Regions from separate parts of the Mus musculus genome. Here region 1 is linked to region 2. A link is a loop called in an ENCODE intact Hi-C map of the cell type or tissue named here. Cell type or tissue: heart. All regions are shown on one strand.

What was found. Peaks named below come from ENCODE experiments on the same cell type or tissue, not always from the same donor. Only the 100,000 strongest peaks of a DNase experiment are listed, where the experiment ranks them.
Region 1: a loop joins it to region 2, with 4 times the contacts of the local background. A loop is called at or near these places in 4 of 42 quality-filtered maps.

Annotation. Positions count from the first base shown.
Region 1 is chr9:32,642,523-32,650,522 of GRCm38, forward strand. Ets1 (E26 avian leukemia oncogene 1, 5' domain) reads left to right here. Exons shown (of 10, transcript NM_001372534.1): 2 at 6,834-6,916. The coding sequence starts at 6,848. Among named protein-coding and RNA genes, the nearest start is that of Ets1, 10 kb to the left of the region's middle. In heart, no CTCF peak of the experiment used is centred here; DNase peaks (open chromatin) are centred at 4,509 and 5,529; H3K4me3 peaks cover 1,112 bases; H3K27ac peaks cover 1,317 bases.
Region 2 is chr9:32,692,774-32,700,773 of GRCm38, forward strand. All of the region lies in intron 3 of Ets1 (E26 avian leukemia oncogene 1, 5' domain), which reads left to right. Among named protein-coding and RNA genes, the nearest start is that of Ets1, 61 kb to the left of the region's middle. In heart, a CTCF peak has its summit at 3,276; DNase peaks (open chromatin) are centred at 1,518, 1,858, 3,208, 4,078 and 1 weaker place; H3K4me3 peaks cover 4,838 bases; H3K27ac peaks cover 3,347 bases.

The DNA.
Region 1 (8,000 bases), 50 kb before region 2:
TTTCTGTCTATTGTTGACAATTCATTGTGACAGCATGGCAGCTACAGGGTTTCTATCCATGATGAAATTCAAAAGTCATCTATGAAGCACTCCTTATTCCTAGCCCCATAATGTATTACAGTAAAATCACCATTACAAAATTATTTTTAAATTGTATGCTTATGTGTGTGGCTGGATAGAGGGGCAGGTGCCTGCAGAGTTCGGTGAAGGATTGGATACCTCAAAATGAGTTATAGGACATTGGGGGTGCCTAATTTGGGTGCTAAGAACTGAACCCTGGTCCTCTGTGAGAGGTGTATTACTCGTAGCCATGGAGCCATCTTGCTAGCCCCCTTAACCGCTTTTTAGTCCTCTATAGAAAACATTAGTGAGATATGTCTCTCTGAAGAGCATATATATATATATATATACATATATATATATATATATATATATATATATATATGCTTATAACTTCATAATGGCACAAGACCATTTTAGTATTATAAAAAGATTAGTTATATGTATACTTAGAGGTCTTGGCAATGCCGAACTTAATTAGAAAGTCCAGAGGCAGAAAAATAGATAGGTGTGAGGGTTAGGTGATAGGTTTTAGAGAGGGATAGAGATAATTCCCAGTAATGTGGGAGAGATAGAAGACATGCTAATTGTGCTGCAGTTAGTACTTGCTATGGGAGAGCTCTGTGAAAGAGTAGGTGACCGTGGAAGATGCAGGAGAGGGCAGCACACATCATTCAGAACATTGTCTTTATCGGTCAAAGCCACCATTTAAAGTAGGAAAGGATACTTACTCCCGGGACTCTTCAGCCCTTAATGAAAATGAGGGTCATTAAATCGTAGGAGCGAGGAAGAAAGACTGCTCTCAGCTCTAACCACCCACTTTCATCCCTCCATGGTTCTCAACCCCCTTAACACTGCGACCCTTGAATAGAGTTCCTCATATTGTGGTGACCTCTAACCATAAATTATTTGAGTTGCTACTTTGTAACTGTAATTTTGCTCCTGTTAGGATCTGTGTTTTTCCATCCTCTTAGGCAATTCCTGTCCCGACACACAGGTTGAGAACCTCTGCCTCCCCCTATCCCCAGGATGTTCTGTTATTTAACATGAGCTCTCTTAAACTTGAGCTTTTACAAAACTGGCTGTGGTAGCCTTCATTGTGCTAACAGTTCAAAAAGATATCTACAAAAATGAGTGGAGAAATGCCATGGACCAAGTGTGGGAATTAAGATATGATGGAGGAAGACAGACAAAATAGTGTGGTACATTAATTAGATTAGAGATAAATGCAATGTTATCTGTAGTCATAACTACAAGTGGACACCCTCCACATTATTTGGTGAGATAGTTCTATCCTAAAGAGATCTGTATCCTTTTGGATATGCTCTGACATGTTCCTTTACCCAGTCAACAAATGCAGGTTGCATGATTGGTATGCACCATTTGAAAAAACATGGTCTCTCTTTCAGGCAACTCATGGGTCTAGGGGAGATGACAGCAGAGTATCATACTTTGTTGGAGTTCAGTGTCATTTACAAAAGGAAAATCAGGGTGGCCACGGAGTATAGGACACATCTGGATGGCATAGTCAGACTCCTGTTTCTATTCAACAAGTCAAACATTGAGAATATTCAGGAAAAAAGTTACAATAACCTTGAACATGTACAGACTTCTCTGTCAATATAAGCAACTAGGGCATATAGGGAAGTCTGGGCCAGCTTGGTCTATGTATAAAAAGACTCCATCTTAAAAAAATGGCAGTAACAATATAATGTTGGTTAAGTGTATGTTATGAAACACAGAATATTGGTATGTATTTACAGTCTTAAGAGAAAACAATACTTACTGACATAGAAAAATGCCTTATGTCAAATATTAATAAAAAAGCATAGGATAAAACAGCAGATTAAAACTATATCATGAAGACGATTATCTGTGGATAGTAGGATTGCAGATTTTTTTTTACAGCCATTTGAAGCTTTTCTGATTTATTTCTCCCCACATCTAGGTATTTATTAGTTGGTGAAGAAAATATAAGGACTAACTATAAAATAGCACAGATCAGTTCAAAAGAACCATTTCATTAAGCCAGCATAAAAGTGACAGTTGATTTCTAAATTTAAATAACGGACAACAAACAAAAAGCAACTTTTCAAGTCCAGTTTTCAAAAGTCAAACTGTTTGCTGGCATTCAGAAAGCGAACTTTAAATTAAAGGAAGTCACCAATTTCAAGACTTTCTATTTCCAATTTAGTGTTTTGGGGTTTTGTTTTGTATTGTTTTGTAAGAGAAAAATGATTTCAGAGCATGCGCGTTTTAAAAACATTTGTAATAAACGCATGCTACCATGTTAAGCATTTGGAGAGATTATTTACTTTGAAATAGGAGTTCACTTTGTAGTCCAGGCTGGCCATGAACTCACCATGTTTCTGCCTCAGTCTTGTTTGGTGCTAGAGTTCTAAGAGCTTGAGGAATAGGTGGGGATCAAGTGTGATTTGCTGGGTAATTGGTTAAGGGCATAGATGTTCTCTAAGAACCAATCATTTCAAATTAAAAGCCCTTGACTGATGAGACCTTACCTACAGATGGCATCAAGCAGGGCAGAGCTGTGTGAACTGGATTCTGCTTGATCAAGGCGCATCTCCCCAGGGTCCCTATTCTTCTGTTGCTTTGACCTCACACATCCCTGTTGCTTGCTAATCTCTGCTTTGTGATTACTGTCTCTAGACCTTGGGCGATGAGACCTGGCAGGTCCTGGCAGAGTTACAAGGCCCTGCCTGGACTAGGTGCAACTTGAAATCGCCATATACTTTACAAAGACAAACACTTTCTAGAAGTGAGTGGAAAACTAGTTTTCAAGAGTTATATTGGATATGAGACATCCCCATAGGCTAGACTGTTGAATGTTTTTTGTTTGTTTGTTTGTTTGTTTGTTTGTTTTAACTGATATCGTTAGCTTACTTGGTTCCTAAGGTCTAGGATGAAGAAGGTAGAGAGGCACAGCAAAAGAAAGGGTGAAGCTGCAGGGTCGGATGTCACTGGGCCAGCTGACCATGCATCTTAGACTTCTTCCTCATTGAAAGGGGGCTAACAACAACCAAAGTGCAGGTTTTCTAACGTAGATGCTAATCCACAGCAGGTATTTGCATATCAGTCACAGGGTATGACTCAGCGGGAACCCAGCGATGTGAGGTGGAGGGATGGATTAAATCTTGCTCTGGGGAGCTTGATTTTTAGTGAGGTAGGGCTTGTAAGGGAAAAAAATGACCCAGTGCCTGACGAGCCTGCTTGTATGGGGCAGTGGAGAAGATAAGGCGACGTGAAACAAGTAGTGCCGCGAACATGGAGCAACAATTACTGCTTAGAAATGGACTTGGAGAACGCTCATTTCTAGCAGTCGTTATCCAGACCTGCAATCTCTGCAGAGCCTCTGATTTTGTAAAACAAACGCACTTCCAGCTGATCCATCTCTTCCATGCTTAGTCTTATGAGGATTGTTTATCCGTCCACCCACCCACAGATTTAAAAACATCAAATTTCTGTCATGCAAAATGAAAAAAGCAGAGAACCTACCTTCAACTAGTTGAGAATCAAGTGGGAGAGATAAATAGAAACAGATGTTGGTAGAACCGGTGTGATAACGTGCAAACAATAGGCAGATAATACGTTGGAGAGTTTTGGAGAGGAATAGCTAGCCCCTGCTGGAGTGAAGAGTAGCCGAGCCAGGGGCGGGGGGCACTGAGGTCTGATATCAGCCTAAAGCCTTCAGGAGACACAGGGCTCTCAGTTCTTCGGGAAAACTAAGTACAGAGGGCATTTCCAGGTTCATTTCAAGCAAAGTAGGGCAGAGGGGGGAGAAGCTGAGTGGAAGGTTGCCGATACAGCGGGGCTCTGTGGGCTGTGGACTTGGAGAGAGTATCGAAGGTGGAGGATCCGAGGTTAGCAGCCTGACTTTGGAAGCACCCATTCTGTTAACTGGGCAGTGCTGGTTCCACTGAGGAAAAGCAAATTCAGCTCGGGGTGATTCAGTGTTCCCAAATGTTCCCATCGTTTCTACACTGAGACAGGTCTCAGGGCTGCTTCTCAACTAGAGAGGAATCAGACGGTTGTTTTTTCTTTAGGTAATACACATGCGCAAAGCCAAGCCAAGAAGTTCAGGTCCAGCTGATGTTCAAGTAGTCATGTGGGAGGGAGTTCTTGTGGGCCAAAAAGCCAAGAGGAGAAAGAACACACACACACACACACACACACACACACACACACACACACACACCCTTTTGCATCTTCGGAAAGGGTTTGAGTTCCAGCAGCTGTTCTATGTCACAATCTGCAAGTTGGAAAAGGGGCAGGTTCTTTTTTTCTTTCTCCAAAAAAATAATAAAGCAGCAATCCGTTTCTGTCCCAGAGTTATTTCCTGTGATGAGAGCCCTTGAGATCCCTGGCAACTCCCTCTTTTCAGTTTCCTCCCTGGGCAAAGGGCTTTTCCCCAAGGGAAGTGTCATTCATGCTGTGGAGCGTATGGTCCAGCACAGAATGCAGCAGATGTTCGGCCAGAGGTTTCCTCCCTCCCGCCATCAACTGGAAGAGAAAACATGTTTCCACCGGACCTTTTCCAAGTGTGTTGCTATGAAGGGGAGTGTTGTCTGGCTGGCAGACAGAAACTCTTGTTGTCTTTGAGCTGGGCTCCAGCACGATACTGCCAATTCACAAAGTTCTGTCTCTTGCAGATGTATATGAAAACTGCACATGCAGAAGGGTGAAGGTCCTTGGCTGCTAGGGGAGTCCAAATGATTCATAGGGCCATGTGGTTAAACCTCCCTCTTCAATCTTCCACGATTTCCTATTCTCTGTGCCCCACAGAACCAACCACTGCTTAGGTTTTCCATATTTTTGGCAAACTACTGATCACAATGCGATACAGTTATATGTGAATGAATCTCTCTTCTCCACTGCTGAAGCCATAGACTGTCTTTCTCAGCTTTCTTATCCTGCGTCTGTTAGAAGTCAGGAGTCTGTGTTTTGTTTACTAGTGTGCCTCAAGGCTCCAGCACATTGCTTCATACATAGAAGGAGCAGAGTAACTATTGAAGCAATAAATAGATTTTTAATAAACCCTGCTGTATGGTTGTGAGATAGAGGACAGGCCTGTTGGGACCATGGGATCTCTGCTGGGTTTTGGAGGGAAACCAGAAAGTTTACTGGTTCCCAGGAAGTAGCAATCCCTCGTGCCTGGACATTTCCAGTATAAAGGTACAAACCATCTTGCAGGACCCTGGGGGGGCTGGCTGGCATTTCCTCAGGCGCTCTCATCACGGTAAGCCATTTTCAGTATAGGGGATTCAGTTCAGCTTTGAAGTCTCATCCTTGTATATATCAATACATTTTGAGAGTGACTTGTTAAGGCCTTTAAACTTAATTTTCAGGTTAAAACAAAACCAAAAATCAATAACAGAGAATGCTTCAGTGACAGAGGGGACATTGAACAAGAAGACACCATCTCTACAACACCTGGTTGGCACAGGTCCACATTGGTCCGTGTTGTGTAGATCTACCTCCTAGTCCGTGCTCATTGTCCAGCTCAAAGTCCAAGTTATGGAGCTGCACAGTAATTTTAGCAAAATCATTGGACAGACAATAGATGGGGGCAGTGTTCTTGGATGGCCGTCCTTGATCTTTCTTAGACACTCAGCATTAGCACTGCAGAGCTTCTCATAGCTTCTCATTAGCTTCATTTGTTGCAGCAGGGACAAGATGAAACCCTAACTAGCATAGCTGTATTCTGGGAATACAGCCCTGTGAACATAGCTATGTCACTGGCTGTCAGGCACTATCAACGTAGGGAACTGAAACAGCACATTGGACACAAAACCAATCTCTGTACTTTCTATGTTCTGAAATAGGCCGATTGATGGAAGTATACACAGGAATGAGGGGGGCAGGAGGGGTGGCCACTGGAGAAGCAACGGGGGTGGGGGTGGGATGAAAAGTCACTTCCTAACAATAGGAATTTGGCCTTTGAACGATAGGCTAGGAATGTAATCTTCTCAATCATTCAAGAGAGGCATATTTTTATGTGTAGTATTGAATTTATGAAAGTGTGTGAACTTTTGCACTCTGGAGAGCACTCAACTCAACAGAAATGTTTGATATATCAACGATTTTCTTGGTGACCAGTAGCTTGCTGGAAAATCCCTCTAAGTCAGAATGTTCATAGAACATTCTTTGCATTCAGACTTCCAACAGAGATAATAGCTCTCAATAAGAACATTTTTATTATTTTTTTTCGAGCCCTTCTCTTGATAGGAGATGAATTTGTCCAGTCTTTTTGAGAGAGCATCTGTCTATCTCTGTGCCAAGGATTGGGGTTCTTCATGGAAGTTTTTTTTCCCCTTTCTTCTTCCTCTAAGACAATCTATTTATTCTTTTATCAATAATTTATTTATTCCATATGGAATTCTTGCTGGGTGACAGGCCTGAGTGGGCTTGTGGAGACATGAAACATGGGTGGAGGTCTTATTTAAAATGACACACAAGAATTAGTCCCTGCCTAGAAATTCTGTAAAAGGTTTCGATTCTGTCACTGTCTGCCATGTCTGCAGCACACAGACATGATCTGCTATCTATGTGGGTTGGCTATGTTAGGGTCTATTTCACCTCGTCCCCGGCTTAGGTTATCCACCGTTCTGAATTCTGTTTACTTCTCTGCCTCACAAAGAACTCAACAGGATGGTTGCTGGGAAGGCTCCTAGGTCTACGATTGGATGCCTTTGGGGGGTTAATGTCCCCACAGCCCTGTGCAGCCAGAGGCTCAGTCGATGTTTTCTCTTGTGCAGGTGTGGAGAACAGAATGAGCTACTATGTGGATCCCACTGTGGGCAGCCCCTCCACTTTCTCTGCACCTCATCCTGCAGTGGCGGTGAGTGATGATCTCTTCCCTGCTTCCTTCCCTTACCCACCCAGCCTCCTCCGTGCATTTCTTCTTGCCCCTGGACTCAGTTTGGACCTCTTGGAAGAGTTCTATTATGAGATTATGTACATTTTCTGTGAATAAAAAATAGAAATCCAAGAATCCTGGATTTGTTGAAGGTTTTTAGTTTCAGAGAATGTGCCTCCTCTTAAGGAGCTATTGCATGGTGTCTAGAGACATAATGGGCCGTCAAATTTTGGGACGGCTACCATCCCTTAGTTGGAAGAGTCCAGGTATATAGGTAAGTTTCTACAATACCCCAACAGCTCCAGAGCAAGGATATGCAGCTCTCAAAGTTGGTTATCCTTCAGGCAAGAATGCTGGTCTAGGACAGCTTCACATTTGATGGCAGATCCTGCTACATGCCCAGATTGTTCTAAGTAGGCTTGATTTACCTGTAAAACATCACTTTAAAAAGTGAGACAGTGTTCCCATCCCAAGGGGTTCCATTTAGCATATTATTTTAATAAACATCTTTTTTTTGAAGTAGCAAGAAGAATAATTTTATTTTTGAGGTTACCACAACATGAAAACTTGTATTGAATGCTGCAGTATTAGGAAGGTTGAAAACCACTACTGTATACACACACACACACACACACACACACACACACACACACACCTGCACACAGCCATCTCTCTGGCAATCAGCAACACAGACATTAAAAGGCAGGCTTACCAGGACGTATCTAACCCTCCACTCTGGATGGGCATCTAGCAGATGAGCACAGCTGTGCTTTACCTGTAAAGACCTGCTCTAGCCAGGGAGTGTTAAAATATAGCAGAAGAAAGAATGCTGGAAGGAAAAATGGCTTGTCATCTTGTCCATTGTATTAAACATCTTTCAAAGTCAAGTCTTTTCTGGTCCTGAAAGATTACCAGGTAGCTGAGTCCCACAGTTTGAACTAAAAGTCCGATTAGCATTCGTTACTTTCACTAGAAGCATCCTTGAAAAAAACATCATCATACACAGTTGTTAAAACTCTGAAGTTCTCAGGCAATGGCCCTTTGATGAAGAACTCATGTTCCCTGC
Region 2 (8,000 bases):
CTCCTAAACTGACCCCAAGGCCCTTTGGAATTACATTTTAATTAATAGTTAATTTAATTCCCCCCCCCACCGCTATGACCAATTTTCCATTTTATTGTTGCTTGGTGATATGGAGGTCCTGGGTATTTTTCTTACCTCTGTGCTTTGCACTAAACTAAACAAATAGAAACTCCTTGGTACAGACAGAGTTCAGTTTTTGAAGTGCTTTTCAGAGTATGATAGGGACAGTAGGTTTTTTTTTTTTCTTTTTTCTCATACTGAAAGGGGACCACAAGTGCAGCTTAGACAGGTTGTTAACTGAGAGGTGTTTTTTTTTTTTTTTTTAATCTTACATTTATACCAGTAAGTCAACATCTATGAGTCATGAGTTTGCTTGGCATCAGTCGTTAGTGGTCTGAATGTTTTTGTGCCTACTGTCAATGAGGCATATTTTTAAAGGTTCAAAATGCAGTTTGAATTCTAGCACACTTCTGGAGAAGAAGCTTATGTTTTCCAAGATTCTTTGAAATTGAGGGTATTTTTATATACTTCATGAGATTGGAGCAGGACGGAGGGAAGAACAAAGGGAGATTATTATTTTTTGTAATGTGTTCCTGGTGGTGAGGAAATCCCTGTATAAAGGTGACTCTTGCTTTGGTGCCATTCGTGCCTTTTGGGTCCTGAGATCCATACTCTCCAAGGTTTCACAACCGTTGATCAGATTTAAGTAGCTAGAGTCTAAGGACTTTTCAAGATACAAATCTGTCTTCTCCCAGTAGAAAGCAAACTTTCTCCCCTTGGCCCCACCACTAAGTGCCTTAAAACCCATCAGTCTTGAAATAGTGTGCTCAGGTATGTGGAAGGCAAAACTTTCTGGCTGGTAGGCAAGGTGAACCACATATGGAAGGAAGTGGTGTGGATAGGAGTTCTATTTCACCATAAGAAACAAAGGGCAGCTCTCACTGCAGAGTTATTGTCATCTCCTAGGTCATGTTCACTACAGGCAGCATACAAGAAGAGGCCCAGAGCAACCAGTAAACTGATAGTGCTTCACTCGAGAAATATTTATTGAAAGTCTGTAATGTCCTAGGCTTGGGGAAAATTGTATGATTTTTTTTTGGAAGGTAAAATATAGCAACGGCTTTTAAACTCTGCAAGAATGTTTGGGGAAATCTACTTGTGTTATAAGGAGAATGCAAATTCCATGTGTCCAACATTAATTAAGTGATCAACAGTCCCGATTGGATGATCAGTGTCCTCAAAATGTATAAATATCTTAACTGGATCTCTGTCAGTGCTTCTCACCCTACAGTAAGTTCCAACCAGATCCTGTTGTACACGTGGGGCTTGAGATGTATCGAACATTTGCCATCAGAGACGTCCCCATCACACCTTCTGATTTGGATGGACACTAGCACATTTTGAGCTTCTTCACTTCACGACACAGTTAGGGACAGGAAAACCAGCACACTGATGGTCATTGTGGAAGCATTACAAGGACCATGTTGACTCACTGTTGCCAGGGTAGAAAATGCTCCCAGCTGGATTGTGGGAGGCTTCCTTTAGTGTTGCACATGCTTGCATGTCAGTAGTGTTAACTGAACACGGGTTTGCTGGAGGAAGAGGCCTCGGGGAGGCCATGAGGAAGGAGGGATTCTGAGGAAACTGCTTTTGCAAATAAAGTAGAAATTCTCCAGACTTTTCATAAGACTGCCACGTCAAAATGAAAATTCCCCAAATAAACTGTTAGTTTGTCCAGTTCTGCAGACGTCATAATAAGGAGGGCCCAGTCCAAGATTCTGCCTTGCTGCTTATTTGGGCGTGTGAACGTACAATTCATTCATCAACGGGTTCCCTAAGCGTTTCCCAGGCTTGGAAGTGTCTGTTCTTGTCATTTGGAGGCCAGCATTGTTTTCTCATACCTTGCAGAAACACAGCATGGTCTTTGTTCTCCCCCCCGCCCCCCCCCAAAAAAATTGAGGATTATCACATACACATATTTTCCTCTGGTCACCCAAGAAGGGTGGAGACTGGAAATTTGACCAAGACCCAGAGATTGACACTCCATTGCTGCCCCCACTCCACCCCTCGGATTGGGATTTGCTTTGGGAACCCTGTACTCTGCTAAAGCTGGAAGGGAGAAAGCATGCTTAGATAAAGCTAGCAGGTGTGAATAAGTCTACTGGAACAGAAATTACAGTTGCAGGCAAGTGGTAGCAGTTCGGCACATGCTTAGAAATCAGGAAACAGTACTAAGAATAGCTTTCCCTGAGGTTGCTCAGGAAGATTTGTTATGTTGTCTTTTACTCAAAGGTGGACATCAGTGCCTTGCTCCAGTTACATATATACTTCCATGTCCTTGGGTGATTTGTTAATTTATACCAACTCTCTCGATGTATAATGGGTATCTATCAGTGGCAAATTATGGATTACCTCACTCATCTTGTTATCTGGCATGTTGGGAGTTCTCAAATATGGCAAGGACATGCACTGTGATGAACCCCAGAGATTCATACCAGAGTGTTGGTGGGTGTGGTGATATAGGAAAAGATGCTGTTTTTTTTTTTTTTTTTTTTCCTAATAGAGCAGTGTCTGACAAAGCGTTGGCCAATGGTGACACAACTAGAGGAACAGAATAATTAGAAACTCAGTTACAGGTTCTGGACTCCCTGGCTAATCCAGGAGCGTTGGGACTTTTGTTTTGGGGGTCTCCAATAGGTTTGGTTCTGAGCTAGTGAAGTTGATTGAGGTTTCTGTTCATCAATACTGCCCTTGTCTTGCCCAACCATTCCACGGGTGGGATTCTGAGTCAGGTCTAGGCAGGAACCCTCGCAGGACCCCTGCTGTGGAATCCCCCGCACGCGCCCCTCGTTGCGCACCCACGCCTCACGTCCTGTGTGTCAAGCTTTGTGAATGAATGATGTACACGCACTTGGAAAACTATGCTGCTACTGGAGCGGGGCCGCAGAGGGTGACCAAGCCTTCAAGAATGCGTGCAGAATCAGACGGACTTTCCCGAGACTGTGGCAGTAGCCCCGGCATGCCAGGGACAGGCTCGCCAGCCATTCTTAGCAGCGGTGGGCTGAGGCCCTCGCCCCGCGCGCGCGGAATAGCTGGAGCAGCGCCGCCGGGCCAGGCTCGCCCGCCCTTCCTTTCGCTTTTGGGAGACGGGCGGTGATTGGCTGCAGATGCTAAGCCCCGCCCCGCCGCCCCGCCCTCGCCGCCTCGCCGAGTGGGCAGGGCAGCGGCTGGGACCCTGGGCCTGGGCTCGGTGAGGAACGCCCTAAAGCGGAGGCGAGCTGCACTGCGCCAGCGCCGGCCAGCCGTGCGAGCGAGCAAGGGAGCGAGCGCCCCGGACGGAGGAGGGAGCGAGCGCCCGGGACAGAGGAGCGAGCGGGCGGGCGAGGCGCGGGCGAGGCTGGGACCTAAGCGCGCTCTCTGCTCCGCCAAGTGCCAACTTCGCGCGGACTGGCTGGGCGCGCACCTTCCCGCGGGGCGGTCAGCGGGAATTTGAGATTTTAGGGTTGCGCTCTGTCCCCTTCCACTGGGTTCAAAAATCCCCATTAAAAAGCAAAACAACAGTTACAGCAAACTTACTCTCATCCCGCCGGCCCCCTCAACTCCGGGCACCATGAAGGCGGCCGTCGATCTCAAGCCGACTCTCACCATCATCAAGACAGAAAAAGTGGATCTCGAGCTTTTCCCTTCCCCGGGTGAGTGGCAACAGTGAGGCCCCCACCCCAGCTCCGGGTCCCCTTCTGGGCTGCGCTGCTCCCTCAGGAGCACTGGATGCAGAAGCCAGGAGGACTGTTGGTGGCCCAAGACCCTTGGCTTTTTTTGGGGGGGGGGGGGCTGGGTGTATTTATTTTCACAGCTGTGTGTTTTGTGACTAATGGGAAAACGCTTATAGAATTTCCAGCTCCCTAATTCCGTTGTTTGAATTTTCCCACATAAGCGAGAAACTTCTGGTAATATTCCTTAATGTTAGCAAGGGGCCTGACACTGTCTCTAAGATCACCCCCACCCCGTCCCAACTGTGTCTCCCCAGTATTGGAGCTTGATGGGAGGCTCTTGTGAAGTGCTGAAAGGGTGTCTGGCTAGCTGCCCGGCCTACGAGCACTTGCATCCTGAGCGCCCCTGTCATAAGTCCCTTAGAGCCTCACTCCTCTTTTCTAGGTTGAGGGGGAGGTAGTGGGAGGAGAAACGAACAGAATCTGTTTAACTTTGGGAAAGTCTGATTCCTTCCTGGTCAGTGTAGTAACTAGCTTTACTGCCTTTCTATTCTGCCATCTTTTGGCCTCCCGTACCAAAGGTCCTTGAAGAAGGAAAGCATCCCACGACCAGATGTAACTTAGTGTCTTTGGCTCATGGTTTTATTTAGCAGGCTTAAAGGATTTGAAGAAGAGAGGGAGAGTAAAGACATCGAATATTGTCTTAGAAGGAAATTTTAGTGTTCAACAGATGGAGTCAACTCTTGGGGATTCCTGAAGCTAGCAGAGTGCAAAGTGCCTACTTTTAGAATAGGAAGCTGGACTCAGAGAAAAGTGACTTTGGAGGTGAAAGGATCTAGAAAGATAAAGGGAGAAGATGATGCATTTTGGAAAACAATCAGATGTCAAAACACACACGTCTATTGGGTCTGATTATCTGTAACTTTAACTGCTGTCCCTGATCTCTTGCCTCTGCCGTAAATAACTGCATATTTAACCTGTTCTTTAGACTTTCAATACAAGCCAAGATGACGTTTTGACATTCTGATGTGTTTCAAAATGTTAATGAAGACATTTGGGCGCCATCCTTTCTAGAGACGCTCCTGACAGTCAGTGCCGGATTGCTCTGTACAAACACAGTGTGATGACATTCAGAGCCAGGTTGAGCTGGGGGTCTCTCCTAGAGCTGGGGAGACTTCTCAGGCACTCAGAGCTACATATAGAAATGTTGCTATGAAAGTGGGTTTGGGGTGTTCGATGGAGCCAGGAGTTCTCTGTGTTACCATTGATTAAAACCATATATAGCAGACGCGAAGGGATAGTTCACAGAGAAGATATAAACTCAGCTAATAGGCCCTTTCCTTAAGAATGGCTTGTTTCTATGTGCTATGTGTGTTTATGGGGAAGAGACAGATTTGGGTGTCTGGCAAACATCATGTGTATTATGTCAGTTCACATACCTACAGTGGGCCTTTCATGCTGCCAGTGAATGAGAGCCCCTGGCTGCACATGTTTTAGATCATAGCAAAGAGATGAAGCATATGTTTTGGTAATTTAATATTAAATCTATGAGATTTCAAAGCATTTGATTCTATTACTTCAGTTATTGATAAAAAATAAACTGTGGGTGAGTAACTTCATTGAGCTGCCCCACCAGGCAAATAGAGCTAGGCAGGCCTGGTGCTGCAGTCCGTTGTCATTATATGAAGTACCTTTACAGTGGCTTCTTCTTCTTCTTCTTCTTCTTTTTTTTTTTTTGATTAAAAAAAAAAGTGTTCAAGGAATGTAAGATGGAAATGGCCCTGGGGCCTACATAGTGTGCTCAAGACCAATTTGATCAATAGAGTGAAAGCCTTTCTCAAAATTTAAAAAAAAAAAAAAAAAGAAAAAAGAAAAAGTTTCCAAGCCACTGACCTTCAGCACAACAAAGCAACAAAATTTCATTTGGTCCAAGAAATTAAGAGTCTTCTGCCATTCACTATGATATATATATATATATATATATATATATATATATATATATATATCACTATATATATTTCACTATATATATACACACACACACACACACACACATATATATATCTCACTACACTTTCTTAGACAAAATAAAGAGCAATGATTTGTTGATTATTATAACTTTTTGAAGTATTTTTTTCTGGACTGTACTGCATTTATGTAAATATGCCCATACCTCGGATGAGAATCCAGAGGCACCAACACGTTAAGACAATTAGGCAAAATTCTGCACGGAGCCAGAAGCTGAAGGAAGCTGAATCTGTTTCTAACGTGTCAGATCCATACAGTGAGCAATATTGCAAGTTACCTTTGGAGGCTCAGTAAAGAAGTTTCAATGGAGACTTCAATTTTTAGGTGCAAAGATAGAAGTAAGCCCTGGCCAGGACTTCTTTGGTAGTCTTGGCTAACAGAAAGAAGGATATTAAGTAGATGTTAAGTAGAGCTTTACCTGGCCCATCAGATTACACAGGACACCTGTGTCAAAGTTCAACTATTCATGGCGTGGGTTCGAGTCCACGACTGGGACCTTGGTCTTTATCATAATGGTTTTTCTTTGTATTGCTTCGTTTCTCACAAGCAGAGACAAATAGTGTCAGGTATTGCTGTTACCTCAGCAATCAAGTCAGAACTTCCTCTCTGCCCCCTCCCCAGATTCCTAGAATCAGAGAAGTGAAGTGGGAAGTCTGAGGGTCCAAATTGGAGACAGGACACCTGGAATATTTGCTAGCCTCTCTGTGGTTAGGACTTGACCAAGAACCATTATGCGCTTTGGTTTGATTTTGAGGTCTGACATTTTTGACAATGTTAATACACACCCTAAAATGACACGGGCATTCGGTTTCCCTCACAAGTGTAAGGTAGGGCATACTATCTCATTGCACACGTCTCTCAGGTCTGCTGTAGATTTAAATCCAAACGCAGCCTTGACTTGTTCCTAGTTCCTTCCTGGTGTGGAGGCTTTGGAGTAAGGGCTGAGGCTATGAAGGCAGGGTGTGCGAGCAAATGTTACTTTATTATTGCTCTCCTTCTCATTCCACTTCACCTGTACCACCAGTGAGGTGGAGACGCTGGCCATGGAGGAACAGCAGTTTTCACACAGAAAACTGGCTCTTTGCCCATTTATAAGGCTATAAGGACCAGACCCAACCTCCATCTTACTTTGATAGAGGACGTCCATCCCCTGGGGACCATTATTGTCCTCAGAGATGGGAGAAGCGTTGTCCTTTCTTAGTTTAGACGGTCTTTGTGTTGCTACAGGAAAGAAGGAAGAGGGGAGGGCTGCCGGCTGCCGGCTGCCAGCTTTGCTTATGACTGTGTTTCTAGATCCCTTGTTGCCACACTCTGTTAGTGACTAAATAGACCAGTGGTTTAGACAGGGTCTGTGGAGCCAGTTTGTCTGGGTGTGAATCCCCAGTTAGTGGCTGTGTGACTTTGGGCAGACTACTTAATCTCCCTGTCCTCCAGCTCCTGCGAGTGTGAACCGAGACTAATAATCCTTGGATAAAGATGAAACCGGAATATGTGGAACACCTTTACTCAGTGCTGGCCCAGGTCCTGGGGTCTGTGGAGCAGATAAGGAAGAAACAAGTCAATAGGAACCTTGAACGGTGTAGAACATTCAAAGGACCCTGGAAGGTTTGGTAGGGAATCTAATGGCTGGTTTATATATGTCTCCCACATCTACCACTTGGGAAGGAAAGAACAAGAGAGAAAAAGACCTGGCCTGAAATCTCACACCAGTGGGGCTTTAATCTGAGCTCTAGATAACAAATCTGGTTTGCAGTTCACTTGCAGAGTGTTTGGAGGCCTGACTGTCACTCTGCAAGGTTCTAGAGGCTGGTGTACTCCTTCGGGTGATTGAACCTGTCATTGATACATTGATACATTGATACTCAGAGTAGGAAATCTCCCAAGTCCAAGGACAATGGCAACGTTTGCAGAGTTGTGGGGGATTAGTAAAGTTTTTCCATCTTACTGGATTGAGCAATGTGTCTTGTCCAGTTATTATAAAGTATTTTACATTTTATTTATTTACTTGGTTGGCAGAGCTTACATTCCTGGCATTTTTGGTTGGTTTGTGTTGCTGGGCTTTTTTTTTTCCTCTTAAAGAGGCCAGACCACCCTGTAGGAACATCTCTCTAGGAGACAAAGCAGCCGTGGTCAACCTCCCCAAGTCTAGCTTGCTCGGGGCCCTACCACAATTTCTGCAAAAGCAAGAGCTGGTTAGTGGCAGCCAGGATTTTCCAGGAAAGAGTATCCCTGTTTCAGAGTACAGTGGCTGATTCCATTGGC